Linked DNA regions of Homo sapiens: region 1 is linked to region 2. The links are chromatin loops, found by intact Hi-C in ENCODE. Cell type or tissue: Calu3. All regions are shown on one strand. Links, peaks and the distances in the headings refer to the core of each region. The heading gives the core; the rest is flanking DNA.

Evidence for each region. Hi-C counts contacts between places; a loop is a spot of excess contacts. Peaks named below come from ENCODE experiments on the same cell type or tissue, not always from the same donor. Only the 100,000 strongest peaks of a DNase experiment are listed, where the experiment ranks them.
Region 1: a loop joins it to region 2, with 3 times the contacts of the local background. A loop is called at or near these places in 2 of 110 quality-filtered maps.

What each region holds. Positions count from the first base shown.
Region 1 is chr4:73,988,792-73,998,092 of GRCh38, reverse strand. CXCL5 (C-X-C motif chemokine ligand 5) reads left to right here. Exons shown (of 4, transcript NM_002994.5): 3 at 1-81; 4 at 438-2,451. The coding sequence ends at 456. Among named protein-coding and RNA genes, the nearest start is that of CXCL5, 5.2 kb to the left of the region's middle. In Calu3, for the core only: no CTCF peak of the experiment used is centred there; DNase peaks (open chromatin) are centred at 1,772 and 3,302.
Region 2 is chr4:73,938,899-73,950,233 of GRCh38, reverse strand. It overlaps the pseudogene HNRNPA1P55 and the pseudogene CXCL1P1. Among named protein-coding and RNA genes, the nearest start is that of PF4, 37 kb to the left of the region's middle. In Calu3, for the core only: no CTCF peak of the experiment used is centred there; a DNase peak (open chromatin) is centred at 5,933.

The DNA of each region.
Region 1 (9,301 bases), core at 1-8,000, 49 kb before region 2:
CTCCCTGAAGAACGGGAAGGAAATTTGTCTTGATCCAGAAGCCCCTTTTCTAAAGAAAGTCATCCAGAAAATTTTGGACGGGTACTTGTCACTTTGATCTTTGTGGTTTCTAAATCTGATCTAGGGAGACCATAGACTTCACAAGGTCTTTATTCTCTGTACGATTTAAGTAACACTTTTCATGTTTAGAATTAAAAGGTTGTTGAATTGGGAAAGTTTTTCTGGATTGTCCTGGGAAAATATACCAATCTTACATGTAATTACTTGAGCAATTACACACAGCTTGTCACTAAGTTATGTTTTTTGTTTACCCATTGCTTTTATTGATTTTTGTATTCTCCTTTTTTACCAAACATCATAAACGCTGAGTTTTGACAAGGGTGGAGTAGAAAGGAGTGTGAAAAATGGTTAAACTAATATAACATTTTTCTCAACAGTGGAAACAAGGAAAACTGATTAAGAGAAATGAGCACGCATGGAAAAGTTTCCCAGTCTTCAGCAGAGAAGTTTTCTGGAGGTCTCTGAACCCAGGGAAGACAAGAAGGAAAGATTTTGTTGTTGTTTGTTTATTTGTTTTTCCAGTAGTTAGCTTTCTTCCTGGATTCCTCACTTTGAAGAGTGTGAGGAAAACCTATGTTTGCCGCTTAAGCTTTCAGCTCAGCTAATGAAGTGTTTAGCATAGTACCTCTGCTATTTGCTGTTATTTTATCTGCTATGCTATTGAAGTTTTGGCAATTGACTATAGTGTGAGCCAGGAATCACTGGCTGTTAATCTTTCAAAGTGTCTTGAATTGTAGGTGACTATTATATTTCCAAGAAATATTCCTTAAGATATTAACTGAGAAGGCTGTGGATTTAATGTGGAAATGATGTTTCATAAGAATTCTGTTGATGGAAATACACTGTTATCTTCACTTTTATAAGAAATAGGAAATATTTTAATGTTTCTTGGGGAATATGTTAGAGAATTTCCTTACTCTTGATTGTGGGATACTATTTAATTATTTCACTTTAGAAAGCTGAGTGTTTCACACCTTATCTATGTAGAATATATTTCCTTATTCAGAATTTCTAAAAGTTTAAGTTCTATGAGGGCTAATATCTTATCTTCCTATAATTTTAGACATTCTTTATCTTTTTAGTATGGCAAACTGCCATCATTTACTTTTAAACTTTGATTTTATATGCTATTTATTAAGTATTTTATTAGGAGTACCATAATTCTGGTAGCTAAATATATATTTTAGATAGATGAAGAAGCTAGAAAACAGGCAAATTCCTGACTGCTAGTTTATATAGAAATGTATTCTTTTAGTTTTTAAAGTAAAGGCAAACTTAACAATGACTTGTACTCTGAAAGTTTTGGAAACGTATTCAAACAATTTGAATATAAATTTATCATTTAGTTATAAAAATATATAGCGACATCCTCGAGGCCCTAGCATTTCTCCTTGGATAGGGGACCAGAGAGAGCTTGGAATGTTAAAAACAAAACAAAACAAAAAAAAACAAGGAGAAGTTGTCCAAGGGATGTCAATTTTTTATCCCTCTGTATGGGTTAGATTTTCCAAAATCATAATTTGAAGAAGGCCAGCATTTATGGTAGAATATATAATTATATATAAGGTGGCCACGCTGGGGCAAGTTCCCTCCCCACTCACAGCTTTGGCCCCTTTCACAGAGTAGAACCTGGGTTAGAGGATTGCAGAAGACGAGCGGGAGCGGGGAGGGCAGGGAAGATGCCTGTCGGGTTTTTAGCACAGTTCATTTCACTGGGATTTTGAAGCATTTCTGTCTGAATGTAAAGCCTGTTCTAGTCCTGGTGGGACACACTGGGGTTGGGGGTGGGGGAAGATGCGGTAATGAAACCGGTTAGTCAGTGTTGTCTTAATATCCTTGATAATGCTGTAAAGTTTATTTTTACAAATATTTCTGTTTAAGCTATTTCACCTTTGTTTGGAAATCCTTCCCTTTTAAAGAGAAAATGTGACACTTGTGAAAAGGCTTGTAGGAAAGCTCCTCCCTTTTTTTCTTTAAACCTTTAAATGACAAACCTAGGTAATTAATGGTTGTGAATTTCTATTTTTGCTTTGTTTTTAATGAACATTTGTCTTTCAGAATAGGATTCTGTGATAATATTTAAATGGCAAAAACAAAACATAATTTTGTGCAATTAACAAAGCTACTGCAAGAAAAATAAAACATTTCTTGGTAAAAACGTATGTATTTATATATTATATATTTATATATAATATATATTATATATTTAGCATTGCTGAGCTTTTTAGATGCCTATTGTGTATCTTTTAAAGGTTTTGACCATTTTGTTATGAGTAATTACATATATATTACATTCACTATATTAAAATTGTACTTTTTTACTATGTGTCTCATTGGTTCATAGTCTTTATTTTGTCCTTTGAATAAACATTAAAAGATTTCTAAACTTCACTCATATTGTTTCTCCTTCCTATACTGTTACAATACATTTTACTTATCTTTAATTCTATGTAATTTAAAACACTAACTCTGCTCCTCTCTGACTGGCAGAGAAGGCCCTCATTCCCCAATACCATTTCCTTGGCTCAACCTTTCTCCAAGTTCAGTTCCCTTCTAGTTATCCCTTCACAGCACCAATGGCTTCTGGGGTCTTTAGAAAACACAAATATTTCCCTATCTAAATTCTTCCCTATCTAAATTGTTTCCTAAACATAAAATAAAGGTTTCTAAGCATGACAGATGACCTTCTTTCTGTCTCATCCCATTCCTGATCAGCACTTTAACTTCCCTTGTCCCTCAAATTCACTATAGTCAGGTGTTCAGTTCCCTAACTGGGCATGTTCTTTCCTAGGCCCATGACTTTGGATTTGCTAGGGCCACTACCTGCATATAAGAAGAGGCTTATTCATCCTTAAGAACTCAGCTCAAGTAATACCAGCTCCTTGGCAGAGCTCATGGCTTCCGATTTGATATTCTCATGACATCTCATTATCTGAATTACAACAAAAAAACTGCATTGCTCTTATTTGTTTATAGGTTTCTTCATCCACTCTAGCTCTCCCAGAACATTAACCATATTATATCTACCGCTGCATCCCCAATGTAGCATTAATGCATGAATTAATGAATTAACAAGTTATCCTGATCTTCAGGCTGTCAGATACTGTTCTAAATTCAATAACCTGGTTCATGGTAGATGTCATTTTTTTTTTTTTTGAGACCGAGTCTTGCTCTGTTGCCCAGGCTGGACTCCAATGACATGACCTCAGCTCACTGCAACCTCTGCCTCCCAGTTTCAAGCGACTCTCCCGCCTCAGCCTCCCGAGTACCTGGGAGTACAGGCACCTACCAGCATGCCCAGCTAGTTTTTGTATTTTTGTAGAGATGGGATTTCACCATGTTGGCCAGGGTGGTCTTGAAATCCTGATCTCAGGTCATCAGCCCGCCTCAGCCTCCAAAGTGTTGGGATTACAGGCATGAGCCACCCTGCTCGGTTTTAATTAAATTATAACTTGTTTACCCTCTTTTCTCCTTGTCTAGCAGTAGTCCAACAAGGAGTTTGGCATGCACAATCCTCTCAATCTATAATACCTCCCCTCACTTTTACCAGGGTAGCTACCATCCTTCCTTCTGGAATAGCTTGCCTTTTACTTTCTTGAGGAAACCTCTCCAACCCTTACTCCTACCTTTGAGGAGGACCCTTTTATACCCTCTCATAGCATTCTGTACTTTTCCTTCATGAAGTTTTCTCACCGAAGTTACTGTAGAGTTTATTGAGCCTGTGTGTTTATTGTCATCCGTTTAAGGTCTCTCTGTTCTAGCTTCATGTAAGCCTCATGAGGGCGGGGACAATGCTTATCAACTTCATCTCAGTTCCTAGGACAGTGCCTAGCACATACTAGGTATTCAAAAAGCAAGTGATTTTGGCTAAACAAGTCCCCTTGTCACTCTAAAATTAAAAGAGCAATTTCATTTAAATACATATTCTTAGGTTATACTTAACATTTCCCTATCTAAATGACAAATGAGGTTCTGTCTCATCCCAATCTTGATCAGTACTTCAACTTCCCTTGTCCCTCAAATTTACTATATAAATACCTAAGAATAGGTATTTATATGAAATTGCTCTTTTATGAAACACAAGAAAAGGAAAGAAAGAAGATTAATCATATTAGTATGTATGTACATACATTCACACTCCAGTTGGATTACATTATACATGTTTATATTGGCATGTACTTGTATATATTAGAATAGGCTATGAGTCTTTTTTTTTTTTTTTTTTTTTTTTTGAGACCAAGTCTCACTGTCGCCCAGGCTGGAGTGCAGTGGCATGATCTTGGCTCACTGCAACCTCTGCCTCCCAGGATCAAGTGATTCTCTTGCCTCGGCCTCCAGAGTAGCAGGGACTACAGGTGCGTGCCACCCTGCCCAGCTAATATTTTTGTAGTTTTAGCAGAGATGGGGTTTCACCATGTTGGCCAGGATGGTCTTGATCTCTTGACCTCATGATCTGCCCGCCTCATCCTCCCAAAGTGCTGGGATTACAGGCATAAGCCACCAGAGTCTTTTAAAGAAGCTCTGGAAACAATATACTCTCTGTATATTTTCTGTCAATTACATAGTACCTATCAAAATATATGATGTATTTTCCTTTGTATAAGTATTCATCAATCAAATATTAATTTATTGATATTAATCGATAATCCTGTTACATGCCTATTATCTTTGTAGGATCCTTATGATCTGGAAATTATAAAGATGAGGAACTTTCAGTCTAAGTTAAGGTTTTCTGCTGCAAATATACTCAGTTTTCCCACAGAACAAATATTTTCCAGTAAGAAGAGTGGAAGAAAGGGGAGAAGAGGTGAGGGGAAGAACTAGAAAAGAGAAGACTAGAGGAGACAAGGATGAGAGGAGGAGGGTGTTGGAAGGGACTATGACTTGCCTGTTTTTTCCTTTCTATTTTCTTCCTTCTCTCCTTTTCCTTCTTCTTCTCTTCCCTCCCCTTCCCTTGCCTACTCTCCTTCTCTCCCGCCATTCCTCATTTCTGCTTATTAGTGAGAAGTTAAATAATTATATTTAAAAGAGTAGGAGAAGAACGCAGGTGCCCCAGTAGAAATCACAACCAGCAGCCAACACCAACAACCTCTCATGTGAATTAAGCCATTAAAATGTTGTTTTAAATTATTTTATTATTTTTCTTATTCTTAAGAAAATGTTGTGGGTACATAGTAGCTGTATATATGTATGGGGTACATGAGCTGTTTTGATACAGGCATGCAATGTGAAATAAGCATATTGAGAATTAGGTATCCATCCCCTCAAGCATTTATCCTTTGGGTTACGAACAATCCAGTTACATTCTTTATGAGTTATTTTAAAATGTACAATTAAGTTATTATTGACTATTGTCACCCTATTGTCCCACTCTTTATTTCAGCCATTTCAGCTGCTCTTGACTGCACTCAAGTGAGCTTAGCAGAAGAAACTCACGCTAACATACAGAATTATCAGAAACAATAAATTAATATTTTAAGCCACTAACAATGAGGTCGACTTATTACACAACAAAAGAGGATTAATGGTACTTGTTAACAATGCTCTAGAACATTATGTTAGAATTTCCTTAATGAATGAGCATGTAAGGAAACTAGGTAACTTTCATATATTTGAGATTTAACAAATGATATTAATCAACATAATTTAAAACACAAATTCTGAGTCTGGCAAAACTTTGAAGTATTGTATATAATAGCGCCCAGAAAGATACTTCCCCTCAACTTCTTCACCCTCCCCACTGTCCTCCCATTTTCACCCCATGCTTCACCTCTGGGCAGTAGACAGTAAAACCTCAATTCACATCTGAACAATTCTTGTCAACTCATAGTTATACAGTAAGCACATTTGGTTTCAGCCCTTACAGAAAAACTTTTGATGGCTAGTATTTTAAATTTATTGATTAAGATACTTTAATGAACAGACTCAACATTGTACTATCCTTAGCATTTTTGGTACTAATTGCTTTTATGATTGATTTGCTTGTGCTAGTCTATTTCCTTCATACTTGAAAGAAGGATTTGGGAAATGTGCGTTAAAAATGTTCTGTGTGAGGCAGAGAAGTCATTTATGCCTTAATTTTATAGATAGTGGTCCTCCAATGTCTCTAGATATTTTCTTTTAAAATAGCTAACATAAAATGTGCTTTGAGTCTTAGATAATTTGCTTGCTTCCTTCATGACTCTGCTATTTATAAGATGACTTAAAGAAAAAAGAGCTAAAATAACTTAGCACCCCCCAACACACACATATACAAACCCACAATGACAATGTAAGATTAATAAAAAGGCTGTCAAGTTATTTTAAAAACAAGGAACAAAATAACTCTTCTCTAATTCTAGCATTTATTTAAACAATAATTTTGCATAACAGTATGCTTTTAACTGAATAAGTTTTTAAAAACATCTTTTAACCAGTTTTGTACACTCAGTTTATCATCATCTTTACTGTGTTTCTCAACGTGGAAATGGAAGGGAATGATGCAAATGACAGTAACAGCAATTAACAGCAGCAGTTGTCATCATAGCAGCAAGAGTAGAGTATTTTTCATATCCCATTGCTTTCCACAAATATTTTAGGCCTGACTTTTAAAAAATAAATAATTAAATGACCAAGTCATGCAAAGAGAACTTCGTAAAACCTGTTAGGAAGTTCAGGCTTAATCAACTGATGCTTAATCAATATTTTTTGAGTTAATAAAAACTAGCAAAATATTGTTTTATATCAAATGCTGACTGATATCCTTAAGAAATTTTGATGACTCAAGAAATCTGTTACTACTTCCTCACGAATTTTGCCGACGATGTGTCTTTCGTGACAAGCCACATTTGTTGATTAAGACAATGACTCCATGATACTGGAGTCACCTCTTTCCTGGTATTAACCCACCAGTTGGTTTCCTGGTAGGAAAGAGCCTACCTTTTTCCTGGTATCAACTCACTCAAAAGCATCATTACTTCAGAAAACTTTTCATACAGTTTTCTTAAAACGATTAGGAACTTTTAGGAAATCTTACTAATGAACGAGGAAAGAAATCTGGATAACGTTAAGTAGGGGGAAAAAAGGTGTCCAGTGAAGCCAATAAACATTTTCAGCAATGTATTTTGGTGTTGAACAGAAAATGAAATATACTATGAATAGTGTTAAAAAAAAAACCTTTATATCTTGTTCTGGAAATGGCTTTGATCTTATGTTTGAAAATGTATATGACTTGCGAATTCACAATATCTCAATCTCAATAATGAAGAAAAGCTATAAAGTCACCCCACAGGAGGAAAGAGAAAGAAGTCTGCTCCCCTCATTTTGTGTCCTGCTGAGCTTATCTCTGCAATTAACTCCACATCTCAACTCTCAGAAGACTCCGAACTCTCAGCTTACACCCTTCCTTTAAGCTTGCTTAAGACTAGAAATTTCTATGTTGTGACAGGGAGAAAAATCATTCCAATTAAATATGCTCTACTGCTAAACTCTAATTTAAAGAAAACAATAAATGAGGTGGAGAAAAATAAGAAATACATTCATCAACTGAAACTAAGGCTAGTGAGGCAGAAATAATTTTATACATGTTTATTGAAAGCCAACTGGGAAGACAGACCTGGGAAGACACATCCACAAAGTTGGGGGTGTTCTAGAGTCTTTCACAAGTTACAAGGGCTTTATATAATAGAAAAGCTTAAAATAAGGCAGAAAAACTCCTCATACCAGAGTTGTCTTCTTTTTCATTGGAGGGTACAATACCGAAGTTAAAATCATTAGCTACAGATTACAGCATACAGGCTAAATGTCTACATACAAAACAATCAATAAAACTTTTTGTTTCAGCTAAACTTAGAAATAAATCATTGTCCTATTTAGTGTCAGTAGGTTCTACAGTAATTAGTACATCAATCATTTGAGGAACTCGTAATAAAATACTTTACTCAGAGATAGAATGTCACCATCAAGTCACGAAACCTTTCCAGGGCGAGTTAATTTGGAAGTCTGCTTACTTCTAAAGTAAACTGTCAAATGTGGTCTGTAGGTTATCGCATTTAAAAACAGGACCTGAGAACTTGAGTAGACATAGTAGATAACTATTAAACAATAGGGAAAATTGGCTTGAAAACAAAAACATGATTTAAAAAATTACTATATTCATCTTTTTGATAGAGAGTAATTTTGAACATTTAGTATTTTAAGCATTTCTTCTAAAATTTAAGGATATGAAAAGTAAGAAAAGAATATGGAAAATTTAAATAATATTCTGTGAGACTTATACATAGTTGTAAAAGGAAGAAAACTTGTTGCCAGTGCCACTTACATCTGCCTCTTCTTTATTGACAATCTTCCAAATAAATTTAAATAGCATAGTTGCTTTGGGTCCTGTCGAGTTTGGCCTGGAATTGTAGGTGATTAGAAAGGATAGGGAAGCTTTCATGTGATACGTATTCATTGATTTATTAATTATTTAAGACCTACTTTATATTGAAGTATCCTACATGTTATAGGATACATGAGACATTCAAACAAACACAGGACATGCCACTCCCTACAAAAGTGCATGGTTCAATTGAGGAAGGAAGTCTTACAGATGGGACAGAGAACCAGAAAATAACATAAAGCCAACATGTAATGTGTAGGTCCACCTCTCTATCTTTGTAGGGATATAGCATTTCAGACCAAAACCTTTAATTTGGGTCTGAGAATTCAGGAACAAATATTTTCCTTGGTAAGGACATTTCTTGCACAATTTCTAATAGTGCAAAATTGGAAACACCGTGAAGGGCACCAACAAGGCAAGGTTGAGTAACTATTGTTCTTATCACAGGACGTCACATGGTCATTAAGAAGAATGGGGGAAAACTACATTAAGATGACCTGAAAAGATAAGGAACACATATTTTTTGAAGGATAAAAGTCAGCTGTATAGTGATCCATATACAATACTTCTATGTATATGTGTACCTCTATGTCTTAAACGTGTCTCATTGTATACATATACATGTGTGCATATAAGTGCAGACAGAATTGAAAACTAATGCAAAATTGTTACCAGTGTTTACCACTGAATAGTAGGAATGTGGAGAAATGATGAAGAGAAATTTGTGTTTTATTTCAAAGACATCTGCAGCATACGAATCTTTTGCAATAAATTATATAATTTTTCTGTTAAATTAAAAATAAAAAGAAAAATAAATATGCTGGGTCCTACTTTTTAGGTATTCTTAGGTGGTAGAAACAAGTAGCTTCTTTTGTAATATAA
Region 2 (11,335 bases), core at 1,436-9,435:
TACAGACAAGCTTATTTCTACCTCTTATACCTCTGCTCAAAAGGCAGAGTTAATTGCTGTAATTACTGCCTTAGAGGATTTCCCCAAACCTTTAAATATTGTCTCTGATTCTACTTAATGTGGGAAAGAGGATATGCTTGTGTTTCACCAGGAGATTGTCAAAAACCACAGGGAAAAGATGTCCGTGTCAGAAACTGCCCTCAGACGTGGTGAGATCTGTGCCAACTCCTCAGAAGCAGGCACACCAAATCACAATGGGTCTGATTCAATCCTCCCTGGTGGCAATGGAGACCCATCTAACTAATCCCACTTCTCCTGATTACCTTTCTTTTTCTCTTTACAAACCTGAAAATCTCACCATTTCTATTAGCCTGAAAGTAACATCCCTCTGTTCTTCTCTTCCTCCTTCAGCACTCAATCTCGCTTACTATGGGTTTTATTTAATGATTCTCCTCCTTATACTTTCTGTCTCTCCAGTTTCCTCCCACACTGATTTACCTGCTACACAAAATTATTCTTACTGGGCTTATGTGCCTTTTCCTCCACTTATTCGACCTCTCACCTGGATAGATGCTCCTGCAGAAATCTACACTAACGATAGTGTGTGGATGCCTGGAGCCACAGATGACTGTTGCCCTGCTCAACCAGGAGAAGGCACTGCATTTAATGTTACCATGGGTTATAAATACCCTCCTCTGTGCCTTGGACATGCACCTGGTTGTATCCATCTAGAAACTCAAGTCTGGGCTGCTTATCTTCCGGAGATATCAGCTACAGAGGAACCGGGATATTTGATCTCTGGCCTCTCCCTTTCTCCTTTAAAATAAGGGCCAAGCCTACTCCATCTCATAATTCTATATTTCAGAAAAATGCCTAATAGAATAGACGTTAAAAAATATTGGTCAAATATTAACTACATGAAGAGGAATAATACTGTAGTTAGCAATACAATGTAATAATGGCAGTTTAGTGTTGAGGATAAGGCATTCAGCCAACACAAAGTTGGTTGAACATTAAAAATACTGTTTTCCCAACTCCTGACCATGCTAGGCTCACAGATCTTGCCAAGTTATTTATAGACATTATGACATGCTCATGCCATTTGTCTCATAGGTGATTTGTTTGGCGTTTCATTACAGTCACATTTGTAACTATTACGGACTCTGTTAAGAGTTCCCCTCATCTGTCCATCCACATAGTCCAATCATACACAGATGCTACAATATATGCTCACTCAATCTTATATGATAATAGATATTTACTCTAATGTGCGTCATACAGATGATATATTACACACAACCAAGTTCTTGTTTCTCCACTTTCACCATAATTTCCACAATATGTAATTAAATCTCATATTTCTTTAGTATCCTTAACTACTTCAAAAATGTCAGTCAATGAACTAGCTCAGTCACACACCAGCAGAACCATCCCTCTGAAATCAGTATTGTTCAGATGTCTCTTCTGAATATATGGACACAGCCCAGAAAGAAAAAAAAATTAAACCAAAAATATTTCTGACTGAAAAAGTAGAGGATACGGAACATTGAAAATACTATGGCATGATATTTAAATCAAGTTTTTGTGATTATTCAAACTTTTCTTAGCTGAAGTCTGTGTTTTTATGCTATGTATGCTATTTTTTCATTTGTGGTTTATATATTCATCTCTCAACTTCCTAAATGTTGTTTCCAGAATGCCAAAGTCATAATAATGTTTTAATCTCCAAAACAAATTTCTTATGTAATTATTTCCAAGAGAAGTTTCCTCATTTCCTTACTCTTTTGCAATTTTGGCAATCCTGTATTTCAGATTTTTTTTTTTTACATTATGTGATCATAGTATCATTTATTTAATTAATAATCAGCTCCAAATAGTTCGGAAAAGGATCTTAGGAAAATGGAGAGGCAAAACAACATACAAAAATGCTTTTAAAAGCCAATAACCACCCCTTACCCCCCCAAAAAACTGACAAAATCTAATATATTGAATGATTCTCAATAATATCTGAATGATTTTAAGTATTTGTAGACTGATCATATCATCAGATTATCATGCCAGAAACCGAAAAATAAATAATCTAGCACGGCCAAAGAAAGTAGACAGGCTAAATAAGAATTTTGCATTAGAAGCTGGACTCTATCCAACTTTACCTTCTCTACTAAACTTATCACTGTGCCTTATACACATAGATTAATTTAAAAATGTGTCGGAAGTGTAGCTATTATTTACTCACTTTCTGTCTAGATGATGAACCTTGAATTAGCTGGCTCCTACCATCCGCCATGAGACAGATGATCCATAAAGGCCAAGCACCGATACTCCAGCTCCATCTGTGACAAACTCTCTTGCTTTATTTCTGACATTTCTCCTTTTCTGTTCCAGACTTAAGCAGCTCAGGTAATCTGGCTCTGAATGCCTTTGCAGGTCCCATGTGTGTTCTTTGGACTTGGCAGAAATTAGCTTCAAAGATATCTAAGCCAAGGTTCATATTCTGAAATGAGCTGTCCCAGGTAAGATACTTTTCCTTAGCTCTTACTCTAAAATTTAAACTCTGGCTCTGGTCCAGCTGTATCATCTTAGGTCTACTGAGAGGTTTTATTCAGTACTGAGAGTTGAAATAGGCAAAAAAATACTAAGGAAATGCTGCTGTCCTTCAAGGGCAATTTCCATATGTACTCACCTCAGGACACTTTGATTCTAAAACAGTGGCCCAAAGCCATTTATTTATCCATTATTTCAACAAATATTTGTAGAGTGCTTAGTATGAACCAGACTCATTGGAGACAAACAGGGATGAGATTTTACAGCTTTCCTGCAGAGTACATAATCCAGAATGGGAGTATGTAAACCTATGATGTGCTATTAACTCCTATGTTTATTGAAGAAAAACAAGCAAATTTTCAGTGACCCATTAAAGTAGGTTTCATAGAGAAACGTGAAGAGAGATTAGAGAGAAAAAAAAAACCTCTTCATGCCTTGCTGACTATGGTAAACTTTATAAAATGAACATGTATTACAACTACCATTAGAAAACAAAACAATACATTTACATTTTTCAAATTTTAAAGAATCACTTTCATATTTCTAGGCCAGTTTATCATCAAATCCCCCAAAAAGAGTAACAATAAAAGGGGTAATCACACAGCCTTTCAATCATTCATGAGCTAGTCACATACTTTATAACCTTTAGGTTATATGTCATTTCCTACCCCCAATACAAATTTGAATTTCCCTTTAATTCTCTTGGTTTTTCTCTTAGGCTCATGCTCAAGTATTTTTTAATACAGTCATGGATTTTGTACATCTTTCACAATAAATAAGATGGAGACTTTATATTTAAACTTCTTTTTACAGATGAAGTGTTTAAAACTGGGGCTGAAAAATAAATTAAGGATCTGTCTCAATAGTAAAAAATGACCCCCCTCCCATCTAAGTGCATCCCCTAGTAAAGTACAGATGTATTTTCCTTTCTGAAAGTCAGATATGGAAAATTTAATTTCATGTTAATTTTTTGTAAATTCCTGAGTTTATTTTGTAATTTATCTTTTAAGTGAAAGCAAGTGTATTAGAGAAATAAAGAAACGAAAGAACGGCTGTTCCATAGGCAGAGCAGCCTCAGGTTTGTGTGTGTGTGTGTGTATGTGTGTGTTTTGCTTTTTTTTTAATTTAGAAGTTTGCAGCATTTATTATAGCTTGAAATGGATGAAGACATTTGGGGCACTTTGTATTTTGTCCTCCATTGGGCCAAGGCTTTTCTTGTATCCTTTCTGCCATGGAATTTAAGTAATCAGGAAAATGTGAGAAAGGAAATAAATGAAAAAGATTGGAGCAGAAATACTAACGATAGGATCTGTTTTAAAGCAACACAACATTCTAGCACACCTTTCCACCCCTTGACCAGGATTACTGTAATGACAGCACAGGTACCTGTGAGCACCAGTAGCTATGAGGACATTTTGGACACTGAGATTGCGTTTATATGAACAGTCTTCATTCTAGGACCTGCTTTGATTTCTTAAGGGCTCACACTGCTCTATATGGTGTTGTGTATAGTTAAGTACAGTTGGGTGGCAGTAGGGATACAGAAAATTTTAAATGTAAAAAAAAATTAGGGAGTGAACCTTTTTATTAGATCCTTTTTTTTCTTTATAGAAGAATTCATAGCAGGTTGATTTTCTGTTTAGGCAACATTGGGAAAAGCTATTTCCATTTTATTTATTTAAAAAACGTTGATAAGGCACTTAATCCATGATGGCTCTTACAAATGTTGACTCACTTCTCATAACTACCTTGGGCTTAGCACAAAGAGGTTAAACAATCTGCAGGTGATGCTGTGCAACTAAATGCAGGCAGCCAAGTTGTATTGCCCTGTGTTTGGCTAGGGGTAAGGGCTCTTATGCCTTGAACTGGGCTGCCTAGAGCTCTGCACTCTAGGCAGAGGCCATTCCTTTCTCCTCTCTTCTCTCTGTTTTACTCCATGTCTCAGAGAGGTCTGAAACTGACTTGGAGATTCACACTAAAACCCTCTAAAACCTAATGATGAATCAAAATAAATTCTCTAAAGCTGTAGAAAAAGTGATAGAGGCGTCGGGTTAAAAGGCTGAAATTCACGATCAGAAAGCCACAATGCCTATGTTTCCAGAGAAAGCAGGTCCAACATCAAATACCAGAAAGTCTGATAGTAAATGGAATGTGACTCTATGTGGGACCTGGTGTTCCTATTTCATCTGAATGGATATCTGCTGTTTCAGTGGGAAGAGTGCTTGCACACCAGGTACCCACTCCCCAGTGTCATGTGCTGTGCCGTTGAAAGACAGAGAACCAGAAATAGGCCATGAGGCTGCTGGACCCAGCAAGTCCCTCATGTCATAGATCAAATCTGTGACATATGGGAGTGACAGCCAGTGCCCAGCTTCAGAGTGATAGCCAATCTCATTATGTCATATCAAATCTGAACCTCTCGTACGGGGAGAAGGAGATCTCTAGGGAATTTCGGAAGTCCCAGTATTTCAGAGGGAAGGAAGTTATGCAGGATAGGAAAAAAAGAGGTCATGTTACAGCCTGGGCTTCCACTGAAACTAACACTGGATTCAGCTTTTGACACTGATAATCTGTTGCCACCAAATGGAAAACGTAAACAAGATATTCTATGTGTGATTAGAGAATACGCAACACAAGGAGCAAGCAGAACATTCTTCTCTGGAATCTGACATGATGGCTGCTGTATTTTTACAGGGAGCATTGATTTCAGATATATGTGAAATATGCTAAACCGAAAAGCAGAGACAGAAGAGACAGAGAGAGGTTAGATAGAGAATATGATATCTAGAAGATAGCCAGCTAAGCAAAATCTAGCCTTCTAAGCCCTCCTTAATTCCTCTTAAATCCCCCATCCCAACTCTATTAACTAAGTAGTTATCACTCTTTTAAAGAGTTCGCGCCTCCCCTGTTGTGGTTCTCAGGGATCCGCCCCAGCTCTTAACTCTCCTCCCCGTCCCACGCACTGGGATGGCCCCATGCCCAAAGTCCTTCCCCGCAGGCGGTATTTCCAGCGAGGTGGACTCAATGACCTTCCAGGGATTTGGGGTAGAAAGCGAATATCCCACAGTCGACGGGAGTTACTCTGGAAGGCGAGCCGGGGAGGCTGCACCAGTGGGTAACCAGCCACCGCCCACCACCCACCCACCCCGGGGGTGGGGCCAGCCCTTTTCTTCAGTACTCGGGATAGACCTGGAGCTCCGAGAATTTCCCTGGCCCGGGGGTTCCAGACTTTTCAGCCCCAATCATGCATAAAAAGGGTTCACCGATCTTGGGGAGCCACAGAGCCTGGGCTGCAGGCACCTCCCTGCCAGCTCTCCCGCTCCTCGCACCGCCGCCCGACCTGCCTTCTGAGCCCGGTGAACTGCGCCGCGCCCCCCGCTGTCCCCCGCGCTCCCCGGCTACTGCGGGCGGCGCTGCTGCTCCTGCTCCTGGTAGCCTCCGGCCGGCGAGCGGCAGATGGGTCCCGGCGCCCTGGGGTCTCCGGAGCGGGACACGGCTGGGGTAGCACCCCGCGCCAACAGTCCCGCTCACCCAGCGAGTCTCTTCTTCCCTAGGAGTATGGGTGGCCCATGAACTGCCTTGCCAGTGCTTGCAGACCCTGCAGGGAATTCACCCCAAGAATATCCGAAGTGTGAACGTGAAGTCCCCTGGACCCCACTGCACCCAAACCGAAGTCATATAAGTCCCTCCCCGTGACTTTTTCTTTTCTCAGACCATGAGAATTAAATCTGTAGTCATTTTTCTAATTAGTGGCTGGATCCAAAAGAATAATAAAATATATCTAATCTCCCCCAAGAAAGCCCAAAGGTTACATCCAGGACTTGGTCCCTAGGTTAAGCCCTAAGGTGCTGGGGAGAGTGGAATGCTATCTTCCTAATTATTTACATATCAAAAGAGATGAAGCCCACAGAACCTAAAGACATCAGTAGGACACATAAATTGAAGACCAGAGGGCTCTTAGGTTCCAGGGGAAAGGTATTTACATCCCAAAGAGTTGGAGTTAGGGCTCTAGCTCATTGTGTTTCCATGAAGACCCTTTCAGGAGGGTAGTGGGACAAATTCTTCCTTCTCCTTTACAAGCAGAAGGAATCATCTTTTCCTGTCCTTACCCTATGGAGTGTGTGTCCCAGTGTGTGAGACAATAGATGTGACTTTCACTGCATCAACTCAGGGGGGAGGCCCAAGGCAAGCAGGAAGCTGAACACACTTAATGAGAGGTATTTAGTAGGAAATCTGCCTGGGATCCAGAATCCCCTCTGTGTAAATTTTAAATTTTAAAATGTGGTTAAAAACCAAACATGGACTTCATTAATGATGTATGGAAAGAAGAAAGAAGATGCACTCAGTTCATATGGTGATTAAGAACATAGGCTGTGAATAATTAGATGGATCAGGGAATAGAGTCCAGCTGTAACATCTCTTGTGTGATCTTGAGGTTAAGTTTCTTGATTAAACTTTATTTTCTCATTGTATTAAAAATGCTACACCTTTTTGTAGTTGTTACTAAACTTATGCATTATAATCATTTATGCAAAGAGCTAAGCAGTGCCTGAGAGTTGGTAGTGGCTTTGGAATTTCTGGAACAAAGAGGGAGCAGTTTGATTGAAGATGGGGGCAGTGTATTAGTTTCCTAATGCTGCTGGAACAAATTACCACAAATTTAGTACCTAAAAACAATATAAATTTATTATCTTACTGTTTGGGAGACCAGGAGACAAAAATCAGTTTCACTGAGCTAAAGTCAGTGTCCACAGGCTGGTTTGTTCTGGAGACCCTAGGGGAGAATGTGTTTCTTTTACCTTTCCAGCTTCCGAAGGCTATCTGCATTCCTTGCCTTATAGCTCCCTTTCTGCATCTCCCTACATCTCCATTGCTTAGGTTCTTCACATCTTTCTTTCTGTCCCTTTGTTCTGTCACATTGCCTTCTGTCTAACTCTGACTCCTCCTGCATCTTTTCTATAACAACATTGTGATGATATCTGGCCCACTCAGGATAATTGGGGATAAAATTCTCATCTCAAGATTCTTAATTTCATCATTTCTGCAAAGTCCTTTTTACAATATAAGGCGATGAATTTACTGGTTCTTGGGATTAGGACAATGACATCTTTAGTGGGCCATTATTCAACCTACCACAAGGTTTTGAAAGTCAGTCTTCGAAGCACATTTTGTAGGCTAAAAAGACATGTACATATTATAGAAAAGAAATCTGAAATTGTGGGAGGAACTAAAATGGTACCACCTCTGGCTAGTTTTCAATAAATGCAACTATTGTTAATGTTTCTGAATTAAAGAAAAGAAGACTTAGGTATTTTCTCCACACTGGAGAGCTTCAAACCAAACCAAAAAAGATTCATTACATAACTGGAGGGAAGGCATGAATGACCAGAAGAACAAGAGGAAGGTCTGGGTGGAAAACTTTGAGAGGGTCCCTGGATCAATGTTTATCTTTGGTACTCTAGCCCACTGTCATTTATATCAATGTATTATTGGAGCAAGTCGTAATAGCAAAAGTGAGTACCACATTAAATTCTCTGTGAAAATTTGGAGTGCAAGCAGACCTCCATTTAGGTCATCAAGGTAGCGGGTGGCAGATAGGGTTATTTGAGGGAATGGTCACCAGATGATGAGGGCAGAAAACAGATGTTCTCTGTATTCAAAGATCAGTCTTAGAACAGTGTGACACAGCATGACCTGTGACTTTGAGAGGCAGACAACAATGTCAACAGTACCTGAGACTTTTGGGGCAAATAAACTACAAGAGAAAAAGAGGAATGATGGATGACCCCACTCTGTTATTACGATTCCTTATTTGAGAATTATCCTGAAATCTCCTGTTAGAGATTTCCAGAAACTGGTGGGATGTGAGAGATACAGAGATGGAGCTTCTGCAATAGCCAGTTTGGGCAATGTTTCCTCTGCTGGAATATCAAAGTTATAAGACAGGAGTTCATTTGTACTAGATTTCCCATGAAGACCGAGACAAAGGCTTATGTGGCTATACCAATTCTAAGTCCGCAAGCCCACATCAGGGGCCTTATCTTTAGCTGAGTGTATGGTATCCCTGTGGAAATATTTTATCCTCTGCCTTAAGATTGATAGTGACAGGTGACTGGGTTGTGCCTTTTGCTTTCAATAGTCTGATGGGGAAACATATGATGATCTGGGGAGTGATAAACAGATTAAATGGACCTGGTCTCATAGCAGCAAGTCAGAGCACATAGAAGTCTGCTCTGTGGGCAAGAAACAAATACAAGTCCACCTAATCTACTCCCTGACAGAACTATTCAAATACAAAACAAGAAAGAGAATCAAGATTTTGAACATTAGTCCAGGAGTTTTGCAAAAAATGATGACATGAACCACCAGGCATAGTTGTCTTTGTGCATATTCTAGAACCACAGTTTCCTTCTGCTTCTCAGGATTCTTCTCTGACCCTTCACTATAACCACTGCTGTGTGGACCAGAGGAAAGTTATGGACATCATAGCCAAACATGCTCGGAATAAGCATGGAATAAGTGTGGAATAAAAATCTCTACCACATCTTGTGACCTTGCCAAATGACTTACCTCCTCTGAGTTTGAATTTCCTCATCTGTAAAATAAAAATAACCCTTGTTGGGTTGTTGTAAGGTTTCAAGTTAATTCACAAAAAGTATATAGAATAGTACTGATACAAAGCAATACTCTGCAAATGGTTATTATTAGCACAGTTTATAGTGTCATGAAGGAAAATTTTTTAAAAATCTCAAGACCCCCAAACTCCTTATGCCAAAATGAAAGTTAAGCCTGGAAGCTGAGTCATGCAACACCTTCTTCCAAGTGAATAACTGTTGCTAACATAATGCATTAGCCAGATCTCCACAGAAAGGTAAAAGGTCTCAGGTCTGAAACTAAAGTCTGTTTCAAGTCCACAGATTCCACACTGAGCAGATTACAAGATTATGTTCCCAGATGAAGAACAAAGACAAGAGGAGATTGATCTTTCCCCCACCTCCCCAGAGATGTTTGCATAATTGATTCTTCCTTTACTCTATTTTTTTTCTTCAAACATTCCCCTTATCTTAAGTAAAATGTAGATTTACTGGGCACTAACTAAAGTCTCACAATAATGTAACAATTTGCCATACTGCCTACCTGCCCTTCTTCCTACATGCCTTCCCCCGTTTAAGGAAATGTATAAATACTAAACCTCCTAAAAACGTCTTCAGATGTTTGTCATGTGTGTTTTTCCTGACCACACCTTGTGCACCATTCTTGCATTGTTATAAAGAAATATCAGAGACTGGGTAATTTATAAAGAAAAGACATTAAATTAGCTCACGATGATGATTACACAAGAAGTGTGATGCTGGCATCTACTTTTGGTGAGGAAGCCTCAGGAAGCTTACAATCATGAGCCTCAGGAAGCTTACAATCATGGTAGAAGGCAAAGGGGGACCCAACATACCTCATGGTGAGAGTGGGAGCAAGAAAGAGAGCAAGTGAGAAGATACCACACACTTTTAAACAGCAAAATCTCAGGACAACTCACTCACTTTTGTGAGAAAAGCACCAAGCCATGAAGAATCTACCCCAATGACCCAAACTACTACTCCCACCAGGCCCCACCTCCAACACTGGGGATTGCATTTCAACATGAGATCTGGGGGGACAAGTATCCAAACTATTAACATATCAGTGTCCTAAAGCTGGCTTCATAAATCTTGATTGATTGAGATATTTGCCTCAGTCACTCATTTTGGTTATCAGTACCTGTCAGAATAAGTAATTATTTTTGAGAAGGGAGATACAAGGTAGTTCTAACGGAGTATTTAATGTGATTTAAAAATTTGTATTGTCCTTAGAGCAGCTGGAAGATTATGGTTATGCAGTAAGTTATTTGAAACAAACCTGAGAATCTGATAATCTTGGAATTTAAAGAGTCTAGAATTCATTACAAATTAAATCTATTAAATCTATTATCAATCTGGTATTGGGTCAACATTCTTAAAATAGATACCTGTATTTGAAAACCTAATCACAATCTTTTTGACAAATTCAACAATAACTGCCATTAACTCCTAAATCAGCCTGTGGATGCCACCAAAGAAGCAGCATTAAAGTCTCTCTTCTCCCTGCTGTTACATCTAAGTCAGAGTCTCCTAAAGAACCCGAACAGCTGAGGAAGCTCTTCATTGGAGGGTTGAGCTTTGAAACAACTGATGAGAGCCTAAGGAGCCATTTTGAGCAAAGGAGAACGCTCACGGACTGTGCGGTAATGAGAGATCCAAACACAAAGTGCTCCAAGGGCTTTGGGTTCGTCACATATGCCACTATGGAGGAGGTGGATGCAGCCATGAATGCAAGGCCATGCAAGGAGGATGGAAGAGTTATAAAACCAAAGAGAGCTGTCTAAGGGAAGATTCTCAAAGACCAGGTGCCCACTTATCTGTGAAAAAGATATTTGTTGGTGGCATTAAAGAAGACACTGAAGAACATCACCTAAGAGATTATTTTGAACAGTATGAGAAAATTGAAGTGATTGAAATCATGACTGACTGAGGCAGTGGCAAGAAAAGAGGCTTTGCCTTTGTAACCTTTGACGACCATGACTCCGTGGATAAGACTGTCATTCAGAAATACCACACTGTGAATGGCCACAGCTGTGAAGCTAGGAAAGCCCTGTCAAAGCAAGAGGTGGCTAGTGCTTCCTCTAGCCAAAGAGGCGAAGTGGTTCTGGAAACTTTGGTGGTGGTCATGGAGGTGGTTTCGGTGGAAATGACAACTTTGGTCATGGAGAAAACTTCAG